Regions from separate parts of the Mus musculus genome. Here region 2 is linked to region 1. The links are chromatin loops, found by intact Hi-C in ENCODE. Cell type or tissue: left cerebral cortex. All regions are shown on one strand. Links, peaks and the distances in the headings refer to the core of each region. The heading gives the core; the rest is flanking DNA.

Region 1 (10,685 bases), core at 1,898-9,897:
ACAGTCTGTCTGTCTGCCCTCCCTCCCTCCCTCCCTCCCTCCCTCCCTCCCTCCCTCCCTCCCTTCTTTCTTTCTTTCTTTCTTTCTTTCTTTCTCTTTCAAAGACTGGGTCTCCTCATGTAGCACTGGCTAGCCAGGATCTGGCATTCAACTCAAGACATCTGCCTGCCTTTGCCTCACCAGTGCTGGGACTAAAGATGGCCCATGTGTAGCTTCCATGATGATTCTAAATACCATCAAGTTGACAAATAGAATTAGTCACACCTGCCCCCCAACACACACACACACACACACACACACACACACACATTTTTAAAAAATACTTTAATCATGTGTATGTGTAAGTCTGAGAGTACATGCACATATGTGTAGAAGGTTGTGGAAGCCAGTTGTCAGCTGTAGCTGGAATTACAGGCTCTTGTTAGCCACCCAGTGTAAGTGCTGGGAAGTGAAGTTTTGGGTTCTGTCAAATAACAGTACATAGTAGTAATCGCTGAGCCATCTTTCCAGTCCCTCACATACATACTTTTTCAAATATATGCTACTCTTGGATTCTTTTCTTATCTATTTTTCTTTCTGTTGGGGATTGAACCTACATCCTTGCACATATGCAGAAGTACCAGACCTTATCCTCCAGTTATTATTATTATTGTTGTTTTGTTTTTCAAGCAGAGTTTCTTTCTCTCTGTAGCCCTGGCTGTCCTGGAACTCACTTTGTAGATCAGGCTGGCCTCAAACTCAGAGATCTACCTGACTCTGCCTTCTGAGTGCTGGGATTAAAGGCATGTATCTCTACCACCTGGTTGCTAGCTAGGATATTTTTACCAGGCAAAAATTATTCATAGATATTCAGCACATATATGCATATGTATTTCCTCTATATAACATTTTATGACATATAGATATATACATTATGTATTTTTTTCTGGTTGAAAATTCTAGTGTAATAGGTCACTAACTTACCACCCTCAGTGCAGGAAAGGACAGGATTTGTGCGGGGCTGAGTGGGAGCAGGGCTGGGAGGAAATGAAGTGCCATGGGTAGCCCCTGATAACCAGAGAAGTGAGCTAACAACAGGTGCTAGTCCAGGAGAACAGTTGGCATCAGTATACCCAGTCCCAGGAAATGGGGAAAGCACTCCTGATAAGATGGGTAGACTAGTCAGGAACACAGAGTGCACAAGGAAAGAGCCAGAGTCACAGGGTGGCCAATCTGTATCCTAGGACCCGGGTGAGTCCAGACGAGACGGAGAAACTTGCAGGCTGGCAGGGCAGGATTTCAGTATAAAAGGGCTGAGGTTAGGGATGTGGTTTAATAGGGAGAGTGCCTGGCATGCAGGCAACCCTGGATGGAGCCCCAGCAGTGACAGTAACCCAGTGATGTGGCACCACCTGTAAATCCTAGCACTCAGGATCTAACAGCAGAAGTTCAAGGTCATTGTCTTCCAGGGAGTTCCAGGCCAGCTTGGAGCACGAGTCCTTGTCTCAAAAACAAATAAATGCATGGCTCAGTGGGTGAAGGCACCTGCTGACAAATTTGACAATCTGAGTTCAATGCCTGAAACCTACACTCGAGAAGGAGAGGACCAGTTCTGGAAATTCCTTCTTGCAGGTTGTGCCAAACATGTACCGACTCCAAGAAACAAACATACAAAGGCACATAAAAGGGCTGTGGGTCGGTTTCTAGAAAAGGGCCAAGGTCAGGGCTCCCCAAGTGTACAGAGAAGAGGGATGCTTAACAAAAGTCAGGCTTGGGCTTGAGACAGAAATTCTGGGAATCCTTTCTGCCCCGTGGCCTAGGGAGGGACTAGATGCCAAGGTGAGGAGGAACAGGGAGCACGGACTAAGTGGTGCTGCTTTGCAGCGATAGCCCCAGGAAATGTCTTTGAAGCAAAGCAAAATTAACATAGAGAAAGGAAAGGAGAAAACGGTTTATAAGTAAAATACAAATAGGACAAATAAATAAGAGAAATAAAATACTGTATGTAAGCTATGGTAGAGTATCATTATTAAAATGATATGGTAGTATCCGGGCTGAAAATTGCATGTGTCCCCTCTACTCCCCATAACACATTTATCCATTTAATACTGGGTTTGCAGCAAACCTAAGTGTCACTTGCCACGGGCATCCCTCCACTGGTCTTTCCTGAGCTCTTATCTCTATACCCACAATGACTTACTGCTGCCTTTTGCCTCATAAAATCTTTACAACAGGAAAATGACTTGGGGCGGATTAACTCGGATTAATCTATTGAACTTGGGTCCCTGAAGGCAGAAGTCCCTATTTCACTACAGATGACGTAATCCTCAGTTTCCTTGGCCGATCCTCACCCTTTTCACATAGTCATGCTCACCTTCTAACACTGAAAGGGTCATAGTGACAGGGTTCAGAAGAGCTCAGAGGAAATCCATGCTTATCTGTCTCACTCACTTAACAGACACCGGGCAGCAAGTATCTAACAAGTAGTACTGCAAGCCAGGAGCTAAGGTCGGAGGAGAGTGGAGAACACACTGGCCAGTCTTCTCCTGGAGTTTAAACCCTAAAGGGTGGAGGGGTTCTGTTCATAAACTAAATAAATTCGGATAATAAAAAGCAACATAAAGAAAACGAGCGCCTGGAGTATTAATATAGAATAGGTGATTAGAAAGTGTTCTGAAGCCTGGTTGACAGCAAAGGCCTTCAGTTCCAGCACTTGGGAGGCAGAGGCCAGCTTGGTCTACAGAGCAAGTTCCTAGACAGCCAGGGCTACACAGAGAAACCCAGTTTCAAAAAAATAAAACAAAGGTAGCCGGCGCATTGTGGCGCACGCCTTTAATCCCAGCACTCGGGAGGCAGAGGCAGGCGGATTTCTGAGTTCGAGGCCAGCCTGGTCTACAAAGTGAGTTCCAGGACAGCCAGAGCTACACAGAGAAACCTTGTCTCAAAAAACCAAAAAAAAAAAAAAAAAAAAAGTGTTGTGGAGGAGCTGGGAGCTATCAGTATCAGGTAGGAATGCTTCCTGGTTTGCTTAGGCAACAAATGCCAGTTTTAGAACCTGGGATAAAACTGACTGCCCAGAGGAAAAGGCTCATTTCTAGTCCCTTCTATTAACCTACTTAAAGGAATTCTACGGCATTACAGAATGTTAAATTGGACCTTGAAGTGTTGCCTTTGACTTTGGGGGCCAGACCATACGTGTCCAGATGTCTCCTTGGGCTTCTGGCTCTGTTCATTTAGTGGGCAGGCAAACCGGAGAAACAGGCTGGCATGCTGATACATGCCAGGAACCCAAAAGCAAACCATGTCCTGGCCCAGTTCACTTGGCTGTGGACTGTGATGTGCTAAGGAGTTAAGTCTGGGTACTAGGTGAGTTGATTTAAGGAGAACGTGAGAAAGCCAAGCTACAGTCCCAAACACTTGAAAAGGATCTTTTTTTTGTGGAGAAGAAAGCTATGACTTAATAAAGCTCCGTGCCCACTTTGCTCTTATTTCAGTAGCATGTAACTCAAATCAGGCAACACCAGTGTGTGTATTCCAGTCTTGGTACACTAAAGCTCCAACCTGAGATTCTTGTCTATTTCACAGACTGATTCTAGCCCGCAAATCAAATTAGGATGCAGAAGTCACACCATTTGGTTCACTTGCCATGGTCTTCTCTGTCATAACACATGGATAGGCATAAGGCCTTTGGCCAACGAGTTCAAATCTCTTAGAACAAAAGGTCTGCTCTTTCTTTTCAAATTCAAGAGGGGTGGTATATAGAAATATCCGGAAAGAAAAGTCACCATTTTTAGTGGATGCAAGAAACCTCTCTGATATCACACTATTCCTTCAGTGCAGTGAGAATATTGCAATGACTCAAGACCCAGACAGCTCAGAAAAAAGACGAGAGAATGTGACTCAAATGTAACAAAAGACAATGGAGGCACTGATGGCCCTAAAGGCAAAAGCTGACGGAGGAGAAAGGGGGCACGAAGGACAGTTAGTTAAAACTAGAATATAAGGGACTGTACATATTTTCAGCTGAATATGAGGGAATACCGTGGGATCTAAGTTTTGTTTTGCTTTTTCCCTCCAGGCCAGAATGTGTGTAAATACACAAGTATGAAGTGCCTGGCACAGTTTCTTCCTTCACTCTTTCTTCTGTCTATTTTAAACAATTTCCCAAGAGATTTATAGTTTTCTCAGAAAAGTGAATTAACAGAACGAATACGAAATATTTGTTGAAATACTTAAACGGAAGAGGTTATATATTTAACGACTGGTTTAAAAAGGGATTATCTTTTCCTTCTTCATCCACAGGCCACTGAATACTTTTAAGGGCATTTTGCATGGCGAATGAGAGGGGAAAGGGAGAAAAGAGGTAGTGACAGTTCTTTGCATTTTTCTAAAAGGATGGAAAGAGCCTCGGGAGGGTATCCGAGGTCACTCGGCTGAGCCAAAGGTGGATTGAGAGTCGTATTTATAGTCCGCTGACTTCAGTTCAGCCGGCTCTCGCCGCTCCTTATCTTACGCCCGAGGAATTCGCAGGCCCGCGGATCACAAGCCACCCCAGCGGCGGGGCCCCCGGGCCGAAACCAGGCTTTCGCTACGTGATCCGGAGAACGCGTGCACCTCCACGTTCCTCCCGGCGGGCCAGAACCAGAGAGCACCGGGGGACGGGGAAGGGAGGGGGTGAGTAATGAATGCAGTGTGCCTTACATCTTTCTTTGCAACCACAACTACGAGACGGGCAACCGATCCCGCACCGGGAGCCTCGGTGCCCTCGGAGCCACCGGGCCGCTTCTCCCGTGGAGCCCGAGCTCCGGCTCTAGAAGGAGTGTGCCCGCATCGTCCACTTCACGCAGCTTTGCCCCAGTGGGCCCCTCCGTCACGCGTGCGGTGGCGGCGGCGGCGTGCGCTGAGGGGCGACCCCCTCCCCTCGGCAAACCTGGCGCCCCCGTGCCGGCGGCCGGGCCTCCTTCCCGGCAGAGGGGCGCCGAACTCCACGGGCCCTTCGGGCGCTTCCGCCGAGCTCTCGGCTCGGTTCGTGTCCGGGGCGGGGCCGGCGCCCCGGCGCGGGTGCGCGCAGAGCTGGCGGGCCCTTCCCAGTGCGCGCGCGCCGGCGCCTCTTGCTCGCCCGAGCCGCCCCTCCCCCCTCCCCCGCTGCCCCTCCCCCGCCCCGCGAACGAGCGAGCGTCCTCCGCGGCTGAGGCGGCAGAGATTGGAATCTGCTTGCCCGCCGCGCGGAGGAGGAGGAGGAGGAGGGCGGAGGGAGGAGGGAAGGGCGGGGAGGGAGGCTCGAGCTCCCGCGCGTCGGCCCCGCGCGAGACGACGACTGTACGGCCGCGCGAGGGGCGACCGGGCCCGGGCCGCTGCACGCCGAGGGCGGAGGCCGAGCCGGGCCCCGCCGCCCCGCGGCTGTCCGTGCCCGCCCGCGCCGAGCGCCGGAGGATGAGTTTCTCGGGATCCCGGTGAGTTGGCGGGTGGCGACGGAGTGCGGGTGCGCCGCGGGAGGCCGGCGAAGTTTGGGGGCGACGGTGGCGGCGCAGGGGAGGCCGCGACGCGCCTCCGCGGGGCCTGCGGGAGAGACCCCCCGGCCCCGCGGCCCGGCCCGCCCGCGCTTGCCCTTTTGTTCGCCTTCGCACCACTCCGGGGACGCTTCTGGAAGCCTTAAATGGGAACGGTGCTCTGCTCCCGCTCCGGAGCTGCGCGGCGGCTGCTGCGGGGACTGGGTCTCGGGACCCTGCTAGAGAACGAGAACGAAGCGTGTTCAGTGCGGGGACGGAGGCCGGGCGAAGTGCTCGGCCCGCCCGCCAACTTGGCTGCGGGAAGGCGCCGGGTTTCCCCCTCCGTCCCTGCGAGTTGGTTCACCTGTTGTTCTGCGCGGCCTCCGCTGCCATGTCTGTTGTGATTCTGCACTTCGATTTCGTAAAACTTTGTGCTGGGTTGCGTTACATCCCCCCAACCCCCGTTTCAGACTCCTAGCGGAAAGATCTGGCAAAGAAAAGGAAAATTAAAAATTAAAAAAAAAAAACCAAAACCAAAAATCCCAAACCTCCAACGCGGCAGGGAAGAAAAATAATAACGCCGTGTGTTAGTCGTGCCTGGCGTTTTTGTGACTTGTAAGTCGTGGTGTGGATCTTTTTCATTTGGTTAAAGAGCTGCAGGCTTTCTCTTTTAAACAGCTTACAAACCGTTCTGACTACATGATACGAACTTAGCACCGGTGTCACGCCATTTACTTCTTAAGATAACCCTGGTTATTGTATTCTTTGTTGCTTTAGAAGAGGAAACCGAGACGCAGAGGTTTAAATAACTTAGATAAGTGAGCCGGGATTGAACCCAGGGACGTCGTATTCAAGAGTATGGCCTTCTTACTAAAGCAAAATTGTGCAAAGACCTAGGAGCGTTGTCTAGTTATTCACGAACTCCTGTGTTGCTTCAGTTGTAAACCGACTTGTGTTTGCTCGTGAGGGGAAATTAAACTTCGAGATAAAATAAAAGGTAATTTAATGCTTATCATTGTTCTCGAACTAAAAGATGTTGAACAAAACTATCTTAGTTTTTGTTTTTTTGTTTTTTTTTTAGTGTCAGAACTAAACTATGAACACTTCTTGGGAACCCAGAGTTTATGGAAAACAGATTTAAAATTGGAATGGGTTTTTAATTAAACCTGTACTCTGTTTTATATCCTCGCCGCCGCCCCCCCCCCCCCAAATCTAGGGGGAGACCTTTTTAACTTTCTTTCCTTCTCCCTACCCTTTTAAGAGTGAAGAGTTCACTGGTTGATCTTTGGTTTGGATTTCTTCTCCATTCTATTTTCCTTCTAGAGGACCTCCTCCCACTTACTAGTTAACATTTTGATTCATTTCCTTTTCTTACCGATTGGGGCATGAATTATCCTCTCTGTTGTCTTGTTGTTTTTGTTGTTGTTGTTCCTGTTGTGTTGATACAGAGTTTCAATACATAGCTCAGGCTGGCCTTCAAGTGGCTGTAGACCAGGCTGGTATTGGATTTTTAAAAGTACACATGTACTTAGGATCTTATAGTTTACAAAAACTTTTCTATAATTTTGCTCTTCTCTCAGGCTGTTATATTTTCTTTTCAAATCATATTAACATTTTGAAGTTTTTTCTTACAAAAGTAATAAATAGTCACTAAAGAGAAATTGCAAAATAGAGCAAAATTGAAGTAAGATTAGAGTGCAGTCATCCATAACCCGTCCTGTGGAGGCTGCCAGGAGTGGACTTATTTTTCCTGCTCCGACTCTGGTGACCATCCATCGACTTAACTCCTTGTTGACAGGATTTCACATTCACAAAGGAGCTGTAGCTTAGTCCCATCTAAACACTGGACTTCTCACCCTTAAAACAGAACCTTGCCATGTTTTCATCAGTGTTTCATTGGAGGGATATGTGCTGTATTCTGACACACTAAGGGTGGGGGGCAACCACACATATTGTCCCTGGACCCGTGGAGCTTAAAGTCTAGTGGGGGAGACATGTGGAAGGATGAGTTCTATATAATTAAGTGTAATTGTGATGATAATTAAAGTGTAGGGTATTATACAGGCTTACAGTGGAGACCTGACCTGGTGCTGGTGCTGCTTAGAGAATCTAGGAAGACTTCTCTGAACATGTTACTTTGCATTCTGACATTTGTTAGGGAGAAGAATGAAGTGGGTGAAAAGGGGGCGTCAGTGCCATGGCGACCTTATTCCCCTTTGCCTTCTTTCTACCTCTGTTCTTCCTCCTTTCTCTTAACGATTTCCAGGTCTCACTTTTCCCATCACTTAAAAAAAAAAATGTTTCTTAGTCCCATGAATTGTTACATTCATTTCTGTGTGTATGCTTGCAGGAGTGAGCCTTTCCTTCTACCATGTGGGTCCTGGGTTCAAGTTCCGGTCCTCAGGCTTGGTTGGTGGCAGGCACCTTGACCTGCTGAGCTGTGTGGCTGGCCCGCCCATGAATTACTGTTCAGATTTTTCTGTCTGATTATTTCTCAAATCCTGATTCGTCTCTGAACTTGAGTCTTTCTGGTGCTTTATGTAAAACACTGTGCCTGGCAATGGAGCTTAGATGAGCTCTTCCCTAGCCCTGGCTGGCTTACGGTGCTCTGTCCCTGCTAATGGAGCAAGCCTAACTCTTTCCCCAGGCCTTCCCATCCAGTCTGTAGGCAACAGCTATACATGCTGCTTTCTTTCCTGATACCCTGACTTTCTTTGTATTCCTGCCAACTCTGATACAAGTCTTAGTTTGTGTTAGTACAGGGAATTATAATTGTCACAGAATCATAGAGTAGCTTTCCTTCTTGCTCTCTTTTCAGGAGCAGTTTGAACTGGGATTGTTGTCCTTGAATGGCTGGCATATACATACATACATAGATACATACATACATATATACATACACATATATGTGTGTATACATATATGTGTGTGTGTGTATCTGTGTATGTATGTATGTATATGTGTGTGTGTGTGTGTGTGTGTGTGGAGGAAGGGGGTTTGTGGAAAAAAATAGTGTATATATTTTTTTTCTTGATTGATTGTGTGCCTTTGTGGGCACATGTGTGGAGGTTACAGGAGATTTCATAGGAATCAGTTCTCTCTACCACGTGGGGTCTGGGTATTGAACGCCACTGGGCAGGCTTGGTGGCTCGCACCTTTATCCCCGGGCCACCTCACTAGCCCCAAGTAGTGTTTTGTTTTTGTTTTTTGTTTCTTGTTTTTGTTTTTTATCTTAGGAGTTTAAAACAGCCCTTAAACAACCACATAGAGGTTTCTGGGCCCGGGCTGCAGTCAGTGGTAGAGTGCACACTTGTATAGATATGAAGCCCTTGGGTTCAGTCTTCAATACCAAAGATCATAGGGAGAAAAAAAAAAGGAGGCTCTTTTGGGAAATTTTTCTGTATGGATCTGGAATTCATAGAGATTTGGGCTGGAGGAAGACAATCTGGAGTGATTATCATATAGATTGTGTATTTTGACAGCAAGATTGATTGGGTAGTTCTCAAAAGTGACTTTCTTGCAGTTTGACAAGCCCAATGTACATTAAGGGAAGAAAAGCCCTATCCCCACCATATTAAAAAGAAACCTAGAAATGAGTGTGACTGAATCTAGTGGTGTAATTGGATTCTGTCATTTTGGTGGGTTTTTTTGTTTGCTTGTTTGTTTTGTTTTTTTGTCAGTACATTTTCTGGCAGAAGAGGGTCACTGGTAACTAACTATGAGCTTACCTGGGCCTGCCTACTTTCAGGAGAAAGGAAACCTTTTCTAGTTGCATAAATCTGTTTCCTACAGAGATGATTATGCGTGGAGTGTCTGGGCCTTCCTTATCCACTTCCTTACCCACTTCTCTCTCAAGATCTTTTCAGCACCACCTGTAGTGGTCCTTCTAGAACCACGTGGGTTGGGCCAATGGTAGTTTTCCTAAAGATAGCTCTGGAGAGAGAAGGCAAAATCCATTTGGTTCTTAGCCTTCTAAGGGTAATTCTTTTAGAATCTGAAGAAATACAAAATAATTTTGGAGCAATCTCATGGTTATACTATGGACTTCTTCCCAGGTTCTACTGATATATTTAGCAAAGATCACAAGCAATAGCAGCTTAAGGCCTGAGTAAAGAGGTTGACAGCAAGCAGTTGTCTAACTGTAGTTAGTTAAGATCTACATAGGGGACGTTGCAGGGATCTTACATTAGTAGATAACAAGGAAACCTGGCTTGTCTACCACACATCTGTTCTAGAATGTGATTTGTAGAGTAAGGATGTTTGTGATGTGTTCAGCAGTTTAAAACATTTTTTTTACAATTATGAGAGCAATATATCTAGTATGGATAATTTGAGAACTATAAAAAATTATCCAAAAAGCAGTAAGACTTTGAGTTTCCCATTTGGTGAAAATGTCTGGCACTGTTTGTTTCTATTGCAGTGTAGCGCTGCAGTCTTGGATATCACAAGAACCTGTTGGAATCTGTTGGTTTCTTGTCTCAAAAGTCAAAGAGAACATGTGAACTCTCAGGTCATTTTCCCATTGCAGAGAAAGAAAGGAAAGGAAGAGGGCTCATCTTGATGTAAACCTGAGTTCTAGGAAGGGATCCACATGCCGGAGGGACAGAACCTACCCCTACGAGTTGTCCTTTTACCCCCATGAGTGTAGTGCACTGCTGCTCAATGTAGTAAAAACAAAACAAGACAAAACAAAAAAACAAAAAAAAAGGAAGGAAGAAAACTTCCATGACTTCAGTGCAGAGCAGTTAGTTGCTGATATTGCTGATTATGCTTTGGGTCCTGATGTGGCATTGCTGGGTTTCTGACTTTTGCCAGAAAAGCCGCTCATTTAGCCTTGGCAGTGTTTCCAAGTAAGAAAGAGCTTATGACCAGTGATGTTCTCTTGGTGAAGAAAAAGTACTTACAGATTACTGAAATCGTTTTACTCATCATTTGTCCTTGTTAAATGTTTTTCTTTGGCTTATTAGCTTACAGTACAAAATCTAAATCATCCAAGACTGCCTTTCTCTGGCTCAGTCTGCATTTCCTTAGGCATTTACTTCCTACTATTTTGTTGTTAGCCTAAGTCACCTAAATATTACCTTTCTAGATTTGTGTTTTAAATATTGAGGTTTGTATTGATTGTTGCAGTACCCCTTACCGTGTGTGGTTGTTAGCCATTTGAAATCTGGCTAATCTGAATTATGCCATAAAGTATAAATTACAGTACATACCAGC
Region 2 (10,685 bases), core at 1,852-9,851, 54 kb after region 1:
TTCTTGGGGTTGGAGAGTTGTCTCCACAGTTAGGAGTACATACTACTCTTTCAGAGGACTTAGGTTCAGTTTCTAGCACCTATATAGTCTACTCCCAGGGCACCAGACACACAGGCATGCATCCAGACAGACAGTCATGTATATGAGTAAATCTTTCTTTAGTGGGTGGTGGTGGTGGCACACACCTTTATCCCAGCTCTTGGGAGGAAGAGGCAAGCAGATCTCAGTGAATTTGAGGACAGTGTGGTCTACAGAGTGAGTTCCATGACTACCAGGGCTATACATAAAAACCCTGTCTTGAAAACAAATAAACAAATAAAAATAAATAAAAAGTAATAGATAAATCTTTCTTTTAAAAATACTTTATATATTCTTGTAATTTCATGTTATTTTCTTGAAGAAACTGTATCAGTATGGGTATATGCAATTGTTAGTTACCAATTTGATAGCTTTTAAATTCCTGCATCATTTTACTGTTTTGATTAAGTGGTGTTTTAAATATCTGCCTGCGTGCATGCATGTGTCTGCCACTGATTCCTCTGTCACTTTTTTTTTTTTTTTTTTTGAGATCTGATCGATCTAGTTAGGGTATCCATCATGTCCTCACAAGACTCCTGTCTCTACCTCCCCAGCCTGGGTTTTTGTTTTGTTTTGTTTTGTTTTGTTTTTAATTTTTTATTAGGTATTTTCCTCATTTACATTTCCAATGCTATCCCAAAAGTCCCCCATACTCACCCCCCCCCAGCCCCCCTTTTTGGCCCTGGCATTCCCCTGTACTGAAGCATATAAAGTTTGCATGACCAATGGGCCTCTCTTTCCACTGATGGCCGACTAGGCCATCTTCTGATACATATGCAGCTAGAGACTCGAGCTCCAGGGTACTGGTGAGTTCATATTGTTGTTCCACCTATAGGGCTGCAGATCCCTTTAGCTCCTTGGGTACTTTCTCTAGCTCCTCCATTGGGGGCCCTGTGATCCATCCAATAGCTGACTGTGAGCATCCACTTCTGTGTTTGCTAGGCCCCCGGCATAGTCTCACAAGAGACAGCTATATCTGGGTCCTTTCGATAAAATCTTGCTAGTGTATGCAATGGTGTCAGCGTTTGGAAGCTGATTATGGGATGGATCCCTGGATATGGCAGTCACTAGATGGTCCATCCTTTCGTCACAGCTCCAAATTTTGTCTCTGTAACTCCTTCCACAGCACTGGGTTTTATAGACATGCATAGCTGCACATGGTTTTTATGGGCCTACTGGGAATCAACCTCAGGTTCTCATACTTACACCTTACAGGCTGAACCATCTCCTTATGTGAGTGACATTTGCAAATGTAGTTGTTGTTTTTAAACTTTAAAAATATTTTATTTATGTATGTATTTCTTTGAATGTTGGTCCTCTGTCTGCATGTACATCTACAATACAGAAGAGGGAGTCAGATCCCTTTACAGATGGTTGTGAGTTACCATGTGGTTGCTGGGAATTGAGCTGAGTACTGGAAAGGCAGCCAGATGGCTAACTGCTGAGGCATCTCACCAGCCCAAGTAGATAGTCTTAATTTATGGTGAAATTTCTAATGAATGTCAGTGAAATAACTTAGCTGTTAAAGGCCTGGCTTCTCAAACCTGACAAATCAAGTTCCATCCTCAGACTCAGTGATCAGACAGTATTGATTTCCCCAAAGTAGTCTTAACTCCCTAACTCAAGTGCCACATGATAATAAATAAAATCTGTTTTTAAAGATTCGGGTGAAATTTCTAGGAATTTAAAAAGCATGTATTTTATTTTTAAAGGTTAGGATAAAATACCAGTCTTGGTATAGTTATAAAATAAGGTTACAAAGGGTATGTGGTATAAGCCTTTAAAATCCCAGTACTCAGGAGGCAGAAAGCAAATAGGATCTTTATAAGTGTGAGGCCAGCCTGGTCTACAAAATGAGTTCCAGGACAGCAAGGGTTATACCGAGAAACCGTGTCTTTAAAATAAAATAAAATAAAATAAAATATAACCAGGTAATTTGCTGTTGTATTATGATTGTACATATAGTTAATCATGAGACAAAGAAGTCTGCAACATTATTTTTGCTACTAATGATTATAGCAATGACACCTATTTATTGAATATGTAATACTGGGGTACACAGTACTAACTCATCTAGGTTAATAATATTCTCATTTTGTGATTAAGTAAAAAGGGAAGCCTTCATAAATTAATTAACATTTTTAAAGTCATGACTCAAGTAAACTAGCACAGACATTTGGAACCAAGCAAATTGCTATCATAGTTACCCCATAAAAATTGTTCTCTGGGGCTGGAGAGATGGCTCAGTGGTTAAGAGCACTGACTGCTCTCCAGAAGGTCCTGAGTTCAAATCCCAGCAACCACATGGTGGCTCACAACCATCCTTAATGACATCTGACACCCTCTCCTAGTGTGTCTGAAGACAGCTACAGTGTACTTACATATAAAAATAAATAGCAAATAAATATTTTTTTAAAATTGCTCTCTGGTGTATAATATGAAAACTGTCTTTACCTTGATAACTAATCTAATGTTACTTTTATGGAATTGAATCTATAACATAACATAGAGGGGGAAATCGATAATAATGAAGAATTTAAGAGTCTTTTCTATCTCTCTCCAAAGTGGGTCTTGTGGAAATCATGTTAAAACAGCCTGCTCTTGGCTATTTCTTTGAAGAAACCTATCCGTGATGTTAGAGTTTTCTGGGCACTCGGTATGGGTGTTGCTGTACTGCTCTCTCACCTGACTCCTCTTTCCTGGTGGTGCTGGTGCTGATCAAGCTTTTATGTTTCTCACAAATTAGTTTATCTGTTACCCCAATGTACCGTTCCAAAGTTTACTAACTCATGACTGCTGGGATTTATCATCACGTGCGTTCTCAAGAATCCACCCAAAGCAGCAGGACGCTGTGGCACATGCCTGTCATCCCAGCACTTTGGAGGCTGAGGCAGGAGAATCATCACCTATTTGTTGCTTCCTAAATCTTGAGGGACTGCTTTAATATCCTTAGAATGGCTGCTGGCTTCAGTAGGAGTACATCCATGACCTAGTCAAAAAAGTCACTTATGTTTGCATCTTATTTATTAGAAATGAGTCTTGAAATCTAGTCCTAGATTCAAGGAGGGGAATTAGACTTCACTCTTTGAGGGATGTATCAAAGTGACTGTGAACAGAAGTCAGGTCTTAACAGTGATCTTTTGACTTAATGGAGAGGGAGTTTAGATAAGGGGTCTTACTGTGTAGCCAGTGCTGATCTTTACCCTCTACCTCTGTGTTGGCCATCCGTGTTGAAATTATAGACGTGTACCATTATGCCTGGCCATTAGTGCAATTTCTAACTAAACGGTGCTGTAGGACTCTTTCATCCAAGAGCCTTAGCTTTTAGTATCTCTAAGCTGTTGACATAATGGAAGATTTGTATCTTCGGCCCCAGATGTTTCCTTTAAGCTTGATGCCCAGCAGACATTCCTTTTGGGTAATCTCAGCTGTCTAAATCTGAACCCTTACGCTCTTTTTTTTTCACTTTGTCCAAAAATCTGCTTATTCACATTTCAGTAATTGCTCAGACGGGCAGCGTGGGAGTCACCTTTGACTCCTCGCGCTCCTTGACCCCTGCATCCAGCCATTACCAAGTACTGCAGTCTTGCTTTTTAATTGTATTCACTCTGTGCTCCTGCCCTTCTGATCCCAGCACTGTCGTCACTCTCTCCATTTTCACCGCAGTCTTCCCACTCCTGCTACGTTTCTGCTCTTGCCCTCTCTGGTTCATTATGTAAAAACTGGATGGCTGACACCATCCATCCATCTTGCATTTTAAAACCCAAATCTTCCTAGGGTCCTTGACCTTTGTGTCTTTCAACCTCTTTTGTATTGCGCTACTGTGCTCTCCAGAGTTCAGAAGCTTCGCCCTCTGCTTCTCTGCTCCTCAGAGATCTCTTTGCACAGACTGTTAGTTCTGGTTGTGTATCTCACACAGGACCCGAAGTCTTGCTCCTGAGGATTTGGGGGAGGGTGCTTTTCCATCTGGAATAGATCTGGAACCTCCAGGGTTTCACATTTATTTTTCCTACCTTTCACTTAGTGCGAATATGTTTACATTTGTTACTGTCTTGTTGTGTGTCAAAAGTATTTCCATCTTTTCTTTCTTTCCCCTGAGATGCAGAACCTCCCACAAACAGCTCTATCACTGTGCTCTGACCCGCTATGCTAGAGTATTTAAATGTCTCATTTTGATGACTATGAACTTCCTGAAAGATGAGTCTGTTTTTCTATTATGACTATAGTTTTGGTGTGTGATATGTATTTCATTGCCAAGTGATTTTGTTCTGTAAGGAAGCCTCCCTCATTCATATCAAGGGGCTGATGCATGAAATAAGCCCCTTATGAATAATATCTAATGGCAAGAACACTGTTACACAGGACTTGAGCTTTGGAGGGATTTTGTGACCCATTCCATTAGTATTGTCTCCCTTTCTGCTGTCTGTTCCTCTTATATCCTGTGACCCTTGGTTATTTCATTTGTATATAAATGAAGTAATTAGTATGTCCTTTCCATTCCTGTAAGCTAGCCTCTATGGTTATAGCAGTGTGTTTCAATCAACACCTGGTGAGATTACAATTCATAGTTTAGAACTGTTCTGCCTACAGATAATGTATTGAGTTTATAGTTGTCACAGGCTTCTTGTTTGTTTTTGCTTTCTGAGATAGGATTTCTCTGTGTAGCCCTGGCTGTCCTGGAACTCGCTCTGTAGACCAGGCTGGCCTCAAACTCACAGAGATCTGCCTGCCTCTGCCTCTGCCTCTTGAGTGCTGGGATTAAAGGCCTGTGCCACCATCTCCTGGCTTCTGTTTTCTTCTTAATATTTGTGGTAGAGGTGGTGATTACATTGAAACAGATTCTGGCTACATAGCCCAGACTGGCTAGAACTTGTAATATTTTTGTCTCAGATCCACCCCCACTCCAAGTGCTAGAGTTAGAGGCAGAGGCATATACTACCATACCCAACTGAAACATTCATTACAGCAGTAAATACTTTAATTACATTAGTGCAAACAGAGAAAGCTATTGAAGGAGACTTTTCTTTCTTTCTTTCTCTTTCTGTTTTTCTTGTTATTTTTGTAGAGCTGGAGTTGCTTTGCTGTTGCCCATCTTGCCTTAGAACTCCTAGGTGTAAGGGACTTTTGTCCTGTCCACTTCCCAAGTAGTGGAGACCTAACATGTATACAACACTACTGAGATATTCAGATATTCAGTATGTTTGTCTTGGCTGATTTGAAGTTAGGAGAGATTGCAACTTTCTACTAAATTATTTAGGCTTTGTAAATACAGTGCCTTTAAAAAAAAAAGGATAGCTGTAATCTCTAAAAATATATTTCAGCAGAGCTAAGACTGTAGCTCAGCTACAGACTATAGAATATGCAAGGTCTTAGAGTTGATCACACCACAATTTTTAAAAAGCATATTTCTGTATTTAAAAGTCTGGCTATGCTTGTTTTCTTCTCCACTCCTGGAAATGTTCCAGTTTTTCAGTATATTCATTGCCTTGTTCATTTTTCTTTTCCAGAATTCTGAAGAAAGCAGCAGGTGAAAGTCATTGCCAAGTGATTTTGTTCTGTAAGGAAGCCTCCCTCATTCACTTACACCAGTGAGACAGCAGGACCAGTCATTCAAAGGGCCGTGTACAGGACGCGTGCGAATCAGACAATGACTCAGCTATACACTTACATCAGATTACTGGGAGCCTGTCTGTTCATCATTTCTCATGTTCAAGGTAAATTGATACTTGTTTCTGTAAGTCATTTCTATATATAAAGCACTTAAAGTCTTTGATCTGCTCTCAGCTCATGTTCCTTTCTAAACAGGCCAGCCATATCACTACAACCTTAAGTAAAGAAGCAAAGAACAAACATGCCAAAAGAAATTGTGAACTTCGTGTAGACACCTTTTAAACATCTTAGCCTCCCTGAACCTTTTTCTTAACTTAGGCACGATACATAGCTTGAGATTCACCTTGTGAGGATAATCTGCAACTTAGTACCTAAACCAGGAAACGATAGGTATTTGATACTGAGCTTTAAAAATATCCTGTTTTTTTCAAAACACAACAAGGAATAAGCACAAATAATAATTCAAAATTGTTTAATTGTCATGAGAATTTAGAAAATACATTTGTTTATCTGTGATAAGGTCTAAAATTTCTCCATAGAGTATTAACAGTCTATTTGTGACCTCTGTTGCATACTGTGTATGTATAGATCAAACTGGAACTTAAAATTTGATGAACTATATTTTCGTACAGATTTTCCCTGATTGGTTTGGTTAGGGCAGTATTTTGAACGGAAAAGTTAGCATTGCTTTGTAAGAGATTTTGAGATAGAACTTACCACCATCTTCGTTTTCTTTTCTTTCTTTCTTTCTTTCTTTCTTTCTTTCTTTCTTTCTTTTTTTTTTTTTGATTTATTTATTATTATATGTAAGTACACTGCAGCTCTCTTCAGACACACCAGAAGAGGGAGTCAGATCTCCTTACGGATGGTTGTGAGCCACCATGTGGTTGCTGGGACTTGAACTCAGGACCTTCAGAAGAACAGTCGGGTGCTCTTACCTGCTGAGCCATCTCACCAGCCCCTGTTTTCTTTTTTAACATACATTAAATTTGTGTATGTATATGTGTTATGTTTGTGCATACATGGGTGCATCTACATGTAGAGACCAGCAGATGGCACTGGGCGTCTCCCAAGGCTCTCTGAGTGAACCAGGGGCTTGCTAATTGGCTAGACTGGCTTCCAACAGCCCCAGTCCCTAGCCTGCCGTCTTCGTTTTCTGAAGATTTTGGTTTATAAATTTCAATTTCATATTTAGTTCTGAATGCTGAGGATTATTTGTCCACGTGAAGAAATTTGGGTAACAGCATAAAGCTTTTTTATATTTTTGAGTTACTACAATTAAGTCTGAGCTTTGCTCACAGGCCCCAGTGGCTCAAGCCAGTTCTATCTGTGAAATACGAGAATACATAATACAATACCTTTCTGTTAAGTTTTGAAGTATCTTTGAAGGCTATTCCTTTTCAGTATTTGTTTTCATTAACAAATACTTACTCGGAGGTAAATTTATTTTCTGAATATTAAGTATAAGAAACTTAGGGATGACCAACCAATGAACATATACAAGCTAGTTTGAGTCCCCTGGCACATATGTAGAGAGGACAGCCTTGTCAGGCCTCAGTGGGAGAGGAGGTACCTAATCCTGTAGAGACTTGATGCCCCAGAAAAGGGGGATACCCTCTCAGAGGCGAAGGGGAGAGGGGATGGGGAGAAGGACTCTAGGAGGGGAAACCAGGAAGTGGGGCAACATTTGGGATGTAAATAAATAAAATAATTACTAATTTAGAAAAGAAGAAACTAAAGGCTGGAGAAATGGCTCCAGTGGTTAAGAGCAGTGGCTGCTCTTCTAGAGGACACTCATTCAATTCCCAGCACCCATGTGGCAGCTCACATAGGGTTTGCCTTAGACCTGAGTCAATTCCTCCTCCAGTTCCAAAGAATATGATACCCTCACATAGACATACATGCTTGCACATAAAATAAAAATAAGTCATATTTTTAAAAGTATAAGAGACATAAGATCATTAAATTTTAAGTTCTGGGGTGATAGAGGTACACATTTTTAATCCTAGCACTTGGGAGTCAGAGGCAGTCAAGATCTCTTGAGTTGGAGGCCAGTAAAAAACCTAAATACATACATAGATTATACATACATACATATATACATACATACATATGAATCAAATTATGGAATCTCTAGCTCTTACATTCTGTTTTCCTGCTGTCAGTGTATGCATATGTGTTATTTTTCTTATTTAGTAGTACGATACTATTGCTAAATTTACAGTTGGTTCACATTACTGAACCACTTCATATTTATAGTGAAATTCATACTTCTTTAATCCTTTTGGCTTTACCATTCTTTCCACGTGATTTTGTTTAAAAATTCCGTGTCATGTTTTGCCATTTAAGGCCATAAACTCTGTAATGCAAGATCCTGGCTTTACTACATGCCTTCTGCAAATTTTTTATAGTGTGGTCTGGATTCAGACCAATGACCCTGGCATGAAAGGTAGAGGACAGGACTATTTCATGCTTTCAGTTCCCTTACTTAGGCAATTAGGGTTCTCTGCAAGGTGCTTAGTAACTCCCTTTTCACGGAGACATTCAAATATGATTCTTTTTAAAAGCTAGTTACAAGTTTTGAACCAAAAAATTAAAGTGGAAATGCTCCCTACCACCCACCTCCACCATACTGAAAGCATTAGAAATTATCTCAGCCTTTCCTGAAGTCTATTTTATACCCTAGTTGACTGTAACTGTCACACATGACAGGCTGGAGATCTGTTTGCATGGGTATCACAAATATGGGGGAGGCAGACTCCTCAGTGTTGGCAGCTCTGAACTCCCTAGAAGACTTATTCCAGGCTGGAAATTAGAGGCTTACTGCTCTAGGGACTCAGATCAGAGCACACTCTGGGCCTTGCAAGGCATCAGAATCCTTGCCTCTTGTTGTTGGTTTGGTTTGGTGTTTGTTTCTTGATTGGTTTTTGTTTTTTTGTTTTTTTGGTTTTTTTGGGTTTTTTTTTTTGGAGACAGGTTTGGATCTTAACCTTAGGAAGCTTCAGGAACTCTTCCAGCTACCTGGGATAGCTAGCTTAGCTGTTCATACTTTCCATAGCCTCTTCAGTCTGCCTCTGTTAGCAACCTCCTCGCTGTGGTAATTTTGACTTGGTTCCTAGGACTAGCGTTTTTATTTTTTAAAATCCTTTATGAATACCTTGATGATAAATGAGCCTGGAGCACGGTGAGGAGTGAGGCTTTCTGAAGCCGGGCTGTAACTTCTGAAGCAGTGGTTTCAGAGGTCCCTGCAGCTGCTGTGGTATCTCCTCAGAGGAGTCCCTGGCATGTTCCAAACAGCCAGTCGGGCACAGTCAGGGCACTGCTGGTTGTGAAAGAGCTGCTTTTTTGACAGTTCCTCAGTCAAGGCATCTAGGCACCAGGGAGGAGTCTTCCAGTTGTCAGTCAAATGGCCAGCTGGCTGTTTCAAATAATTTATTTAAAGAAAAGCCAAGGGTGCTTCAGAGAGGAGGAGTCAGAAGGTTGGGGTGGGGGTGGGGCGGGGAGAGAAGGGAAAAGAAGAGAAGAGATGAGAAATCAAAACACTAGAGGACCATTAGAGTAGGACTTGTCCTGGAATTAACATCCTCAAAAGTTCTCCGGTGCTTAGCCCTTAGCCTTTAGGGAGAGGGATTCTTCTGCCTGCTCTTTTTTTGTCGTTTTTGTTTGTCTTTCATTAGTTAGTATAAAACTGTAACTGGATAGTCTCCATATATCTCAGTATCTGGTACAGTAGTTCTGTATATAATACTTTATAAATTGATATTATATGAAGTTTACTTTTAAGGTATATCAGCAGATACTATGATAAAGGAAACTTAACATTCTTTATTGAAGATTGTAACTAAACAAATTTCCAAGCATGATTGTCTACAAATTTCATTTTTTTTAATACAGGGCAGAATCTAGATAGTATGCTCCATGGCACTGGTATGAAATCAGACTTGGACCAGAAGAAGCCAGAAAATGGAGTGACTTTAGCACCAGAGGATACCTTGCCTTTCTTAAAGTGCTATTGCTCAGGACACTGCCCAGATGATGCTATTAATAACACATGCATGTAAGTATTTGGTCCAGTCCTTAAGAGTTAGATGAATAGTAAACCCAGACAAGGGTTTCCCTTTGTATATGGTATCTTTCCATGGAAAGAAAGGATTCTTGGCTTGAATATAGAAATACTGTTGTCTGTCATTAAACAACTGATAGTTATTAGTTATATCATGATACAGCTTCTTTTTTGTTTATCTTGAGTTTTGAGACAGGGTCCTTTCTACATAGACCTGGCACTCACTGTGTAGACCAGGCTGGCCTTGAACTCACAGAGTGCTAGGATTAAAGGTATGCACCACTATGCCTGACTTACTTTTTGTTTCTTTGCTGACTTTTAAAGTAATGAACATAATGGTACTTACTCCTTGTAGCAAATGTTTTCTCTTTTGTAGATTACCGAAACAAAAAACCAAAATGTTTACTCATTGCTGCCTTAGCCAGTTAGAGCAGAGGGTAGATACACAAGAATGTACTGTGATGGTTTTGTTATCTCTCTCTCTGAATTTCTAGTCCACATCTGCTTTATATGACATAACTGTATGTTAACCATTCAGTCCACTTACAGATGGTCATGTAACTTGAGTTCATATCTTTTAAACGTGTATGTATTGTGCATGTGTGCAAGATATGTGTGTAGATATACATAAAGAGATCGGAGGGTAACTTGCAGAAGTCTTCTTCTACTATGTGGGATCCAAGAGTGGAACTCAAGATTAGCAGTGTAGACAAGAGCACTTTTACATGCTCAGCCATTGTGTGTCCACAGTCCATATCTTGGAGCACATTGAAGAATTGTTCATGTTACCATACTTCTTGGCTACTTTATTAGCTTCTTAATATCTACTACCCTTCTCCACCCCAATCCCTACCAACCCTCCAACACTAGGTAGGAGAGAAAGGGCTACAGGAGAATGGGTACCATCGGTCTCATTAGCTACTTCCTACTGATT

What was found. Hi-C counts contacts between places; a loop is a spot of excess contacts. Peaks named below come from ENCODE experiments on the same cell type or tissue, not always from the same donor. Only the 100,000 strongest peaks of a DNase experiment are listed, where the experiment ranks them.
Region 2: a loop joins it to region 1, with 4 times the contacts of the local background. A loop is called at or near these places in 5 of 42 quality-filtered maps.

The regions. Positions count from the first base shown.
Region 1 is chr14:34,497,142-34,507,826 of GRCm38, reverse strand. It overlaps Bmpr1a (bone morphogenetic protein receptor, type 1A), which reads left to right and starts at 5,281. Exons shown (of 13, transcript NM_009758.4): 1 at 5,281-5,432. In left cerebral cortex, for the core only: a CTCF peak has its summit at 5,960; DNase peaks (open chromatin) are centred at 4,986, 5,450, 5,761, 6,256 and 2 more places; H3K4me3 peaks cover 3,315 bases; H3K27ac peaks cover 2,488 bases.
Region 2 is chr14:34,442,879-34,453,563 of GRCm38, reverse strand. It overlaps Bmpr1a (bone morphogenetic protein receptor, type 1A), which reads left to right. Exons shown (of 13, transcript NM_009758.4): 3 at 5,586-5,792; 4 at 9,583-9,745. The coding sequence starts at 5,726. Among named protein-coding and RNA genes, the nearest start is that of Bmpr1a, 54 kb to the left of the region's middle. In left cerebral cortex, for the core only: a CTCF peak has its summit at 6,750 (motif pointing right); DNase peaks (open chromatin) are centred at 4,965, 5,696 and 8,385; H3K27ac peaks cover 892 bases.